2 separate regions of the Homo sapiens genome follow, and region 2 is linked to region 1. A link is an interaction called in ENCODE POLR2A ChIA-PET data of the cell type or tissue named here. Cell type or tissue: PC-9. All regions are shown on one strand. Links, peaks and the distances in the headings refer to the core of each region. The heading gives the core; the rest is flanking DNA.

Region 1 (5,380 bases), core at 183-5,182:
TTGTTCATGAACATTGATGTCTGAGCATGTGTGTTCAAAATTCAGTGTTGTTAATCAAATAAAACTCACCACAAAACCCGAAGGATATTTAACAATAGATGAGATAGGTTTGGCGGAGATGGGTCAGAAGACAGAGGAGGTCCTGGAGGCAGCAGTAGAATGTACTTTCCAATCTTACTGGTGACTAGAGATAAGACACTAGTAGCCTGTTTACTCCCCATCCTTATTTACACTGGAGTGAGAATGATATATGTCAGATCAGTATTGGATGCGATGAGGGAGAATGAAGAGAAAATATTGACTCTGAAAAATACAGACAAGAGGAGGCAAAGTTGAAAGTAATGTAAACTGCTTAATCACCTGCCTTTCTCTCTTTCCACCGTCATCTCTTTCTACTTGACATGTTCCTGCTTTTGCCTCTGGATGGTTCTATCTCTCATCCCCTCTCAGCCTGGGTCCACAGAGAAAAGCAGGAAGCAGCCTGGCATGGCAGTGGAGGGAGCCTTTTCCAGCCTTCCTCCAGCAGAAGTGCGCCCTCTCCCCTATAGGGAGATAGGGCACCCCAGGCTTCAGAAAGCAAGGGAAAGATGGTACTTCATCATGTAGCTTTTCTTAAGGGGTTGGAGGGAAGGGCTCCCAGTTCCGGAGAGGGTCCATGTGCCAGCCACCCTGCTGAATGCCTTATGTTAGGGGGGTGAGATCTCAGATGTGCACAGGTACCAGGTTGACTTGGCTGAGCTTTTGGGACTGTGGTAGCCAAGAGAGGGCAGACTCCTGAGGGGACAGAGAGTGCTCAACTCCAACTGATGGGCACTGTGTGGGAATTTGAGCCCAGGGTCTCCTGCTTTTCCAAGAGAACCTGGAAATCCAATTTTGAAGGAAGTCTGTTGATGTTTAAATGCTCACAACAGTTTAAATACTGTATGGGCCAAACCAAACATAACACAGATTTTAACACAGTGTAGGCTGGATTTGTTCCCTGTCTCAATGACCCTCCCCCTCTACCCCCAGCCTGGGCCACCAGTTTTCCACGTCTGCATGTCACAACCTATTTTATTTAATTACAAAACCAATAGTATGTGGGAATGGGGGCTGGGGGGTTGGTACAGTATAAAGCTATGTGAGTTGTAGATACACTTATGTATGTTGGGCACCTTGGTGGGATCCATACCCTATAAGAAAACCATAGTCTTGGGTCAGAGTCAGGGCTGCTACTTAAATCAGTTCCTTATCCAGCATGCTGGATGAACTCATCAGTTCTCTGTAAGAAGTAAAAACTACAAGCACTCTTTAAAAAAAATGAAAATGAATGAAGAGAAAAATAGACTTATTAAATTCTTTAATTTGGAAGACTGGGTCTCGCTATGTTGCTCAGGTTGGTCCTGAACTCTTGGGCTCAAGCGATCCTTCCACCTCAGCTTCCTAAGTAGCTGGGATTATAGGCATGTGCCATTGCTCCCAGCACTAAAATTGACTTTCTTGATGTACAGCTCTCTCAATTTGAACACATGCGTAGATTTGTGCAATCACTGGTATACTCAGGCAACAGAACAGTTCCATCACCCCCAAAAGTCTCCCAGGAAGGCTGATTTTAAAACTCTAACTGGAATCTAAGTCATTCTGCTTGGGGCTACCTTATACCCTGACTTTGAAGACCCTAAAAATCAGTTGAGGGTGGGAGGGTTGACCAGAACATGAAACTTGGGTTCCCAGCCATTGGTGGGGAACTGTTTCATAATGAGCACCCTACCATACCTATATAACAAGTTTTTGCTTCTTCCTAATACATACCTTCTGCTCCAGCCTGGGTCGTCTTTTCACTATCCCCTACTAGGGTTGTTCCATTTAGCAACTAAATGTATAGGATGCCCAGTGATTCCATGGGGACATATTTATATTAAAATATTATTTGTTGTTGATCTGAAATTCACATTTAACAGGACATTCCATATTTTATCTGGCAAGCCCATCCTCTTCACATTCATGCCACATTCTCATGTAAGTTCAAAACCTACTTTCTCTGTGTTTCACCAAAGGGTGAAAATACTCTTTGAAAATACTCTTTGATTTTATTACACTTAATCTTAGCCAAAGGCCAAGAAGCGATTGTATGCTTTGATTTTAAATAGTAGCATGTTTATAGGGAGATAGGGCAAGTGTTGGAAGGATAAGAGTGCTTTCTATACACATAAATGGATTTTCAAGAAATGTTTTGTGACCAACTGGTTTTATCCTTTCCAGAGAACAAGAAATGATCTAATATGTGCTCAAGGAAGGAGGACAACTGGATTTCAGAAATTGGTTCATGTTACAGCCCCTCCTCTACCCTTTTTCTCTGGCCTGACCTTTGAATAATATAAGTCTGAAAAGACTAAACAAAGAGATTGCTCAAACTGGATGAGTTTAAAAATAACATTGGAATGCTAGCCTTCAGCAAGCCATATATCTTATACTGCACTGAGCAGGACAGTGCCCTGTGGTGGGTAGAAGATGAGTCACACAGTGATCACAACCAGATCCTTCCCAGCCTGGATACTTTGGTGGAGAGTGGTGTGATGGCTGATTTATTTGTCTTGTTTGTTTGTTGTTTCATTTTTCCATTTTACTAGTGTGATTTCAGAATCACAAGGAGGCAAGGAGGAAAATTGATTTTAGATAGCAGCTTCAGAATGAAAAATGAGTGGAAATTCCACTTTTCGGTCTAGACCAGGGACCAGCAAACAATAGCCCGTGGGCCAAATTCAGCCTGCAGCCTCTTTTCATAAGGCCTATGAGCAGTGCCTGGTTTTTATATTTTTACAAATTTGAAAAAATTCAAAAAAGGATCTTTTATGACTCATGAGATTTGTATGAAATTCAAATGTCAGCATCCATAAATAAACTTTTACCAGAGCATAACCATGCCCATTCATGTATGTGTTGTCTATGGCTAAGTTTGTGCTATAATGGCAGAGGTGAATAATTAAAACAGAGACTCTATGGCCTGTAAAGCCAAAAATATTTACTATCTGACCATTTGGAGAAAAACTTTGCCAACCCCTGCTTTCTACATGGCGTATTTCAATGGCTGTATTTGCGATGAAGGCTCCAGGAGCCTTTTATCTAAAGAAATCACTATTGCCTCATTGCTTACAGTCCAGAACAATAAAGCATCTCAGACATCCTTTTCACTGTTTTCTGGGCTTACCATGATGAGAGGTTTTGTTTACCGAAGCTGGCATGTGAGTTTTGCCGCTGTGGAATTTTCTCATTATATCCTTTGCTATCTAAGCCAACTGCATGTTGTTGTTGTTGTTGTTGTTGTTTTTTGAAAACCAGAAAATCTGATCTCTTAGGGTTAACAGTTTGGCCCATCTGAAATAAGTCCATACAATTAAAAACATTTCTTTCTATTGACAGGGACTGAGGGTTGAGGGAAAGCACTGCAGATTTTCCAGGTGTATTTTTTTTTTTTTTTGCTCCCTGGATTTTGCCTGAACCCTCACTTTTCTCTTTCAGGGAACTTTAAGCACACTTAGTGAAAGACTAAAGGTCAGAGAGCACACCAGCCACATTCCCTGAGTCCAAGCAGGGAGCCAGAGAGGAGTGGTTTCTGGCCAGCCTTCCCTGTTCAGTTACCTCATGGAACCCTTGGGACCAGGGCCTTGATTTACAAATAGAGTGGCCACTAGGTAAAAGTTGCCCATGGCCAGTGGTAGCAGGATCGACCCTAGTGTCTCTGAATCATTAAGTACTTCCTTTCTGCCCTCTTCCATTTCTTACTCAAAAACACCAGCTACAATTTTGAGTCTGGTCTGCCTGGAAATTTCCAAAGGGACTTTGGTGCCTTAATAAATATTTTCAAATTGCTCAAGGTTTTGGAAGATAGCAGAGCCATAATTGTGAAATCGGGTTAAAGAATGATTGCTGCAGTACTTGCGTCGGCCCTGTGGCCATGCTGAAGTGGACAGGGTTGTGGACACTCACAATTGCTCACTGCAGATGGACAGCCTTTGCTTTTCTGGTCATACATATGCTTGATCCTGAAATTCTCTAGATGGGCTACTTCTGAGCAGCTGCTTGGAGAATGGGAAGCCAACCCTATAGTGTAAGGTTTCTTAACTGAAGTACCATTAACACTTTGGGATAGATAATTTTCTGCTGTCTGTGGGGCCGATCTTTTGCATTATAGGATGTTAGTGGCATCCTTGGTCTCTATCCATTAAATGCTAGTAGCACACCCCACTCTTCATTGTGACAATCAAGAAGGTCTCCAGACATTGCCAAATATCCTTTGGGGAAAAAAATAACCCCTTTGAAAATCACTGATGTAGTATAACATAAAGGTTACCTGACCAAATGTACTTCCCATTCTTTTACCATTAGGGATTTATCCCTTTAAGTCTTCACTCTCATCATTAGGGATTAATTTCTTTAAATGTCAAAGTCTTTTTTATTTTCTAGAATCCCTCACGACAATATTGATTTAACTAACCTGCACGTTGTGCACGTGTACCCTAAAACTTAAAGTATAATAAAAAATAAAATTAAAAAAATGGTAAATCCTTAAGCTTGGGATGGCAGATGGTTTTCAGCTCCTATGTGAACTCTAACTGATAGAAAGTGTCCATCTATAGTGCCGCCGTGGGAAGATCTTTGAAGCTGCATTTTAGGTGTTGGAGAAAGGACATTAAGACAGATTAGAGCTGTCTTCCATGGGCAAGAGATGAGGGAGTTGGCATACACGTGTAAGGAACCTTCTTACCTAACATTTCTGCGGAGATTCACTATAGTCAGGCCTTAGGCTGGTGCTGTAGTTCAGCCTTACTGCTGAGCCCTGTGCCAGGGCACTGTTCACACAAGGTCCCTGTAGCCTTGTGTATTTGTTAGGGCAATTTTCCAGCAGGTTTTGAGGAAAGGGCACCTTTTCTAGATCACAGAGTGCCATATGGGCGAGCAGAGGTGCTGTACTCTGTTGATGGGAATAGAAGTCAGGGAACAAAAAGAGAGGGGCAAAGAATATAACTTCCTGTCTGTCTCTCCTGCCTGACTGTAAACTTCTTGAGGCCAATGACTATGTCATATTCACCATTATCTACTCTCCGCCTGTCACAACACATTTTGCATAGTGTCAAAGCAAGTTTAGTGACTTTTAGCAGAGTTCTTGTTCTGTATCTTGGACTCCTTAGCAGTCTTGTGGAACCTATGGGTCGCTTTTCAGAATAGTGCTTAAATGCACAAAATAAAATATTTAGGATTAAAAATATAACCAATGAAATTTATATATAGTCAGCAAAATATTAGAAAACTGTGATAGATAATGTGCTTTGATTGATTGATGTACAGTCAGCAAAATATTAGAAAACTGTGATAGATAACATGGGATTTGATTGATGTACAG
Region 2 (5,380 bases), core at 126-5,125, 310 kb before region 1:
TCTGGAGGATCCAGGACAGCCTCACGGTGTCTGAACCCTGAGCTTCTTTCAACCTGCCAGGAGAGAGGCTCAGGTAGCAAGAAATAACCCTGGGTGGCTGTGAAAAAGGGGGATCTGACCACAGATGGTAGTGAACCTTGGAGGGGAAGGAGAGGGCGGCTCAGACCAGTGGCTACAAAGGGCGTGGACTCTGATGTGCTCAGGTTGAACAAAACAAGCCAACCAACAATTTTGTTTGTGTTTTTTAAAAAGTTGAACTTGTAATGTCTATGCAATCATATATTCCACTCTTTCTCATGATCACTATCCAACATTCGTCCAGGTATTTCAAACACTTCCCTGACCCCTTCTGTTATGACTCTACGATATTCCACCACGTGGGTGTACATAACTGTGGCTGGGTGTTCAGATGACTTCTCACTAGCAGAGCTCAGATGTCAGAAAGAATCCACAGTAAACCCAGAAAAGGAAGAGGAAGCATGTGACCAAGGACAGGCACCAATGCCAAGGAAGTGGGGGTCCCGAAGAGCCCTGAGTTAGGGCAAAAACACCAAAGAAAGGAGGAACGAGATGACAGACAGGGGCTGGGCCACCACCTAGAGGAGGATGGCTAAACATGAGCAAGGTAACTGATGATGATTTGCGCAAAATCGCCAAGTTAACTGTGTTCTGTCTTTTCTACCAGGTAGAACAATCTTTTACAATGGAAAAGATGAAATTAAAGGGGATGGGAAGCCATTCCCTGAGCAACTCCCATGACCCAGGAGAGAGCCCACACTCACCATCTTACTGGACTCTCACATCAAAAGAGGGGACCAGGCTTCGCCCATGAGGTTACCACATGTGTTTCTGAGGTGACCCAGCGGCAGGGCAGAATCCAAACCGGTGGCTCCTGCCAAAGACGTGCTCCTCCCACTACCTCTTCTGGTCTTTTCTTTTTCTTTTCTTTTTTTCTGTTCTTTTAAATCTCCGGTAAACAAGCGTTTTTTTTTTTTTTAATTGTAAAATATATAGGACCTAACGCTTGCCATTTTAGCCATTTTTAAGTGTACAATTCAGTGGCTTTAATTATATTCACAATGTTGTGCAAACATTACCACTATTTCCAGAAATTTTTCATCATCCCAAACAGAAACTCTGTACCCATTAGGCAATAACTCCCCATTCACCCCTCCTCCAACTCCTGGCCACCTCTAATCTACTTTCTGCCTCTACGAATTTGCCTAGTCTAGATACATCAGTGGAACCACATAGTATTTGTCTATTTGAGTCTGGCTTATTTCACTTAGCATGTTTTTAAGGTTCCTCCATATTTTAGCATGTATCAGAACTTTATTTCTTTTTATGACTGAATGATATTCCATTTTGTTTATCAATTCATCTGTCATTGGACATTTGGGTTGTTTCTGCCTTCTGGCTATTGTGAATGGTGTTGCAATGCTTAAATTTTATCATTTCAGCATACAAGTATCTGTCCGAGTCCACTTTCAATTCTTTCAGGTATATACGTAGGAGTAGGATTGCTGGGTCACATGGTAGTTCTATCTATAGCTTTTTAAAATTTTTTTGAGACACAGTCTTCCTCTGTTGCCCAGGCTGGAGTGCAAAGGCACCATCTCAGCTTACTGCAGCCTCCTCCGCCTCCCAGGCTCAATGGATCTTCCCATCTCAGCTTCCCTAGTAGCTGGGACTACAAGTGTGTGCCACCACGCCCAGCTAAGCTTTTGTACTTTTGGTAGACTGGGTTTCGCCCTGTTGCCCAGGCTGGTCTCAAACTCCTGAGCTCAAGCGATACACCCTCCCAAAGTGCTGGGATTACAGGCCTGAGCCTCTGTGCCTGGCCCTATTATGTACAGCTTTTTGGGGAATAATCAGATTGTTTTCTACAGAGGCTGCACCATTTTACATTCCCACCACAATATAAGAGGGTTACTATTCCTCCACATCCTTGCTAATACTTGTTAGTTTCCTGTTTTTGATCATAACCATTCTAGTAGGTGTGCAGTGGTGTCTCATTGTGGCTTTACTTTACATTTTCCGTAATGACTAATGATGCTGAGCATCTTTTCATGTGTTTACTGGCAATTTGTGCATCTTTAGAGAAATGTCTATTCAAGTCTTCTGCCCATTTTTAAAATTTGTTTTGTGTTAGTGTGAGCTGTTGACTTTCAGGGTCTCGCTCTGTCACCCAGGCTGGAGGGCAGTAGCACCATCTTGGCTCAGTGTAACCTGTGTCTCCCAAGTGATCCTCCAGCCTCAGTCTCCTTAGTAGCTGGGACTACAGGCACACACCACACCTGGCTAATTTTTGTATTTTTTGTAGAGACGGGGTTTCACCATGTTGCCCAGGCTCATCTTGAACTCCTAGACTCAATGATCTGCCTGCCTCAGTCTCCCAAGGTGCTGGGATCACAAGTGGGAGCCACTGCGCCTGGCCTATTCTCTCATTCCATAGGTTGCCTTTTCACTTTCTTGATGATGTCTTTGGATGCAAAAAAGCTTTAATTTTCATGAAGTCCCAATTTATTTTTCTTTTGTTACTTGCATTTTTAGTGTCATATCCAAGAATTCATTGCCAAATTCAAGGTTGTGAAGGTTTACCCCTATGTTTTCTTCTAGGAGTTTTATGGCTTTAGGGTCTTTTATTAAGGTCATTGATCCATTTTGAGTGAATTTTTGTATATGGTATGATGTGTTAGCTGCTCTGGTCTTGCTGAGTGGAGTCCTTCACCAGCACGATCTTCTGGCAGAGCTAACATCCCTACACAAAAAGGCTGGGTCTGAGTCTTTAAAATCTCACCACTGCCGCACAGGCAGCCTGCCCAGTGGCTGGTACCCAACAGGTGCTCAATAATTCACTGTGGGATGAATGGATGGATGGATGGATGGATGGATGGATGCATGGATGCATGGTTGGATGGTTGATGGATAAACCACTAGGTTTATCCCTCCACTCACTTCTTATGACTGCTGCCCACAGCTGGCTGGGAGACTCTTTCATAACAAAGGAAATCTAATAGGCTAAACATATTAAGAATTAAATATCAACAACGGCATTTACACACTCCTAATATTAACCTAAAAATTACCCAAGATCTAACTCACAGACCTAACTGGACAAGACAGAGGAAAGCCCAATGTACCCTTGCCAGTCTCCTGGTTCAAGTCCCTCAGTGCACAGATAAGGAAACCCAAGGGCAGGGCAGGGCATGGCAGGGACTTCCAAAGCCAGAGCCCACCGAACACAGGTCTCAGTGATGGCCAACTATAGATAAGCAAGAGAAATACATGAGGTTAGTTTGAACTGCTTCACAGAGGAGGGGTGGCCCTCTGGTTCTAAAATCTCCAAAGGGGATGGGGAAATGAACCCTGAGTCCTAGATCTCATTCTGCTCCACCAGGGTCTCATGCTTCTCTGGCTGTTCCCAGGTGGTGCCAAGCTTGTTCCAACCTTGGGTGTTTGCACGTGCTGTTCCCTCTCCTTGAACACCCTTCCCTTAGATATGCACCTGGCTCTCTCACTCAGTTTCTTCATGTGCCTGCTTAAATTTTACCTCATCAGTGAGGCCTTCCCTGATCACTCCTTCTCCCTCTCACCCTACTTTAGATTTCTCCTTAAATGTAAGTTCCTTAAAGGCAGGGATTTTAGTAGTGAACTGCCATCTCCATGGCATCTAGAACAGTGTCCAGTGCACATGAGGCACTAAGTATCTATGGAATGCATGAATAAATTGATAAAATTGGGAACCCCATACTCAGTGTGTAGCATGTCACTAAGTGTCACAAGAGGGGAAGGCAGATGGGTGGGCACTGCCTGGACCCTGTAGCCACAGAGGCACCCAAGTTTACTTCTGGACCCATAGGCTGTCCAGCGCTCCTGGGCCTGTGACAAAGACAGGGAGGGCTGGGACATTGTGTACAGTCAGAAACTCCCCCGCCTTTCGGTCAGGTCCAAGATGCTGGCAGCTGCTCCCCTGCTGATCAGGCCATAGAAAATGGAGCCTCTGCCCATAGGCGCTTAAGAAATGTGTGTGAAATGCACAAATGAATGAATGAACAACTAATGCGCGCAGGGATTACACCTGCACTTTTAGAAGGCTTGTGTCAGCGCTAACACAGCATACCATTCCAATGGGGCTGGAAGGCAGTCTGACTAAGTAATTCCATTTCTAGGAACCTGCTGTCAGGATATATTCAGACATGAAAAAAAGTTTTAGTTGCAGAGATTTTCCTCCCAGCAACATTTATAACACTGAAAATTACAAACAAAAAAGCTACTTGCCAATTTCGGACGGCCAGTTAAGTAAGCCACAAAACAGCCACAGGATGTCTGTGTGATTAGAATATTAAGAGGCTTGTTATAAAGTTGTATCTACGGGATAACCGCAACTAATTAAAACAAAGGAATCTGAAAGACAAAAAAACCCCACATGTGTTAGTTTTTCTATTCTTTCAACTTTTCTGTTATTTTCTATGATGAGCAATCATGAGTCAGAAGAAAGTCAAACTGATCTAATTTTTTTTGTTTTAAATGCTGTCACCTAATGCTTTATTGGTGCTAGGGTGTTAAACTGCTTAAATCTCCGTCCTCTGACTCTCTGCTGCCTCCTGTCCCATTTCTGCATCCCCAACCCTGCTTCCTCTTCCTGGGTTCCCTCCCACTATCCACTGTCTGCCCTGCCCTACCACCTCTGCAATGCTCTGGCCTTTTAATCCATACCTGGACCCACTCCTCCCCCAGAAACCAGCTCCAGTGCTGGGCTGCCTCCTCCACTTCCCAGATCTGTGGCTTTGGACAAGTTACTGAACCTCACTGAGATTCCATTTCCTCCTCAGGAAAATGAAACTGACATTAACCCACAGGGTCCTCGTCAGCACTCGCAGGTGCTAAGGCTGTGGGCTGCTCTAGACACTGCCCGGTGTTGGAGCCCTATCTGCTGCTTCTACTCAGCCTCAGGAAGAGCTGCTATCCATGCCCTGATGCACAGGGAGAAAAGTCTTGATCCCCAGTCTGCATAAATCTGGGCACCTGTCCTTTCCTGAAGGCAGCAGAAGAAAAGTAGGTTTGCTCTTGGCTCCCAGATCAACATGATAGCTTCTTGGCTGAAACTGCCATTCCCCCATGGAGCCCTCCACACCTTCAGAGAACTCACAGCCCAGCCCTCGCTCCTCAGAGCTGACGCCCAATATGCGAGTACCCTTTAGACCATGTTCCTGGCAATTTCACCAAAGGCCTGGCTAATGCCATAGCTGGGCCTCCTGTCCACAGCGACAGGCTCCAGTGCCCCAGCTCGGTGCTGGGCTCTCCTACTCCCTTTTGATCACAGGCTTTACTCATTCTTCCTTCAAAACCTGTATCCACCCCTCTCACTAACACCAGC

Evidence for each region. Peaks named below come from ENCODE experiments on the same cell type or tissue, not always from the same donor. Only the 100,000 strongest peaks of a DNase experiment are listed, where the experiment ranks them.
Region 2: POLR2A ChIA-PET joins it to region 1 with 7 read pairs; 1 of 35 experiments calls an interaction of 5 or more read pairs at or near these places.

Annotation. Positions count from the first base shown.
Region 1 is chr9:109,790,963-109,796,342 of GRCh38, forward strand. The region is part of intron 1 of PALM2AKAP2 (PALM2 and AKAP2 fusion); the gene reads left to right. Among named protein-coding and RNA genes, the nearest start is that of PALM2AKAP2, 13 kb to the left of the region's middle. In PC-9, for the core only: no CTCF peak of the experiment used is centred there; a DNase peak (open chromatin) is centred at 2,429; H3K27ac peaks cover 2,922 bases.
Region 2 is chr9:109,478,027-109,483,406 of GRCh38, forward strand. The region is part of intron 1 of PTPN3 (protein tyrosine phosphatase non-receptor type 3); the gene reads right to left. Among named protein-coding and RNA genes, the nearest start is that of PTPN3, 18 kb to the right of the region's middle. In PC-9, for the core only: no CTCF peak of the experiment used is centred there; no DNase peak of the experiment used is centred there; H3K4me3 peaks cover 456 bases; H3K27ac peaks cover 3,539 bases.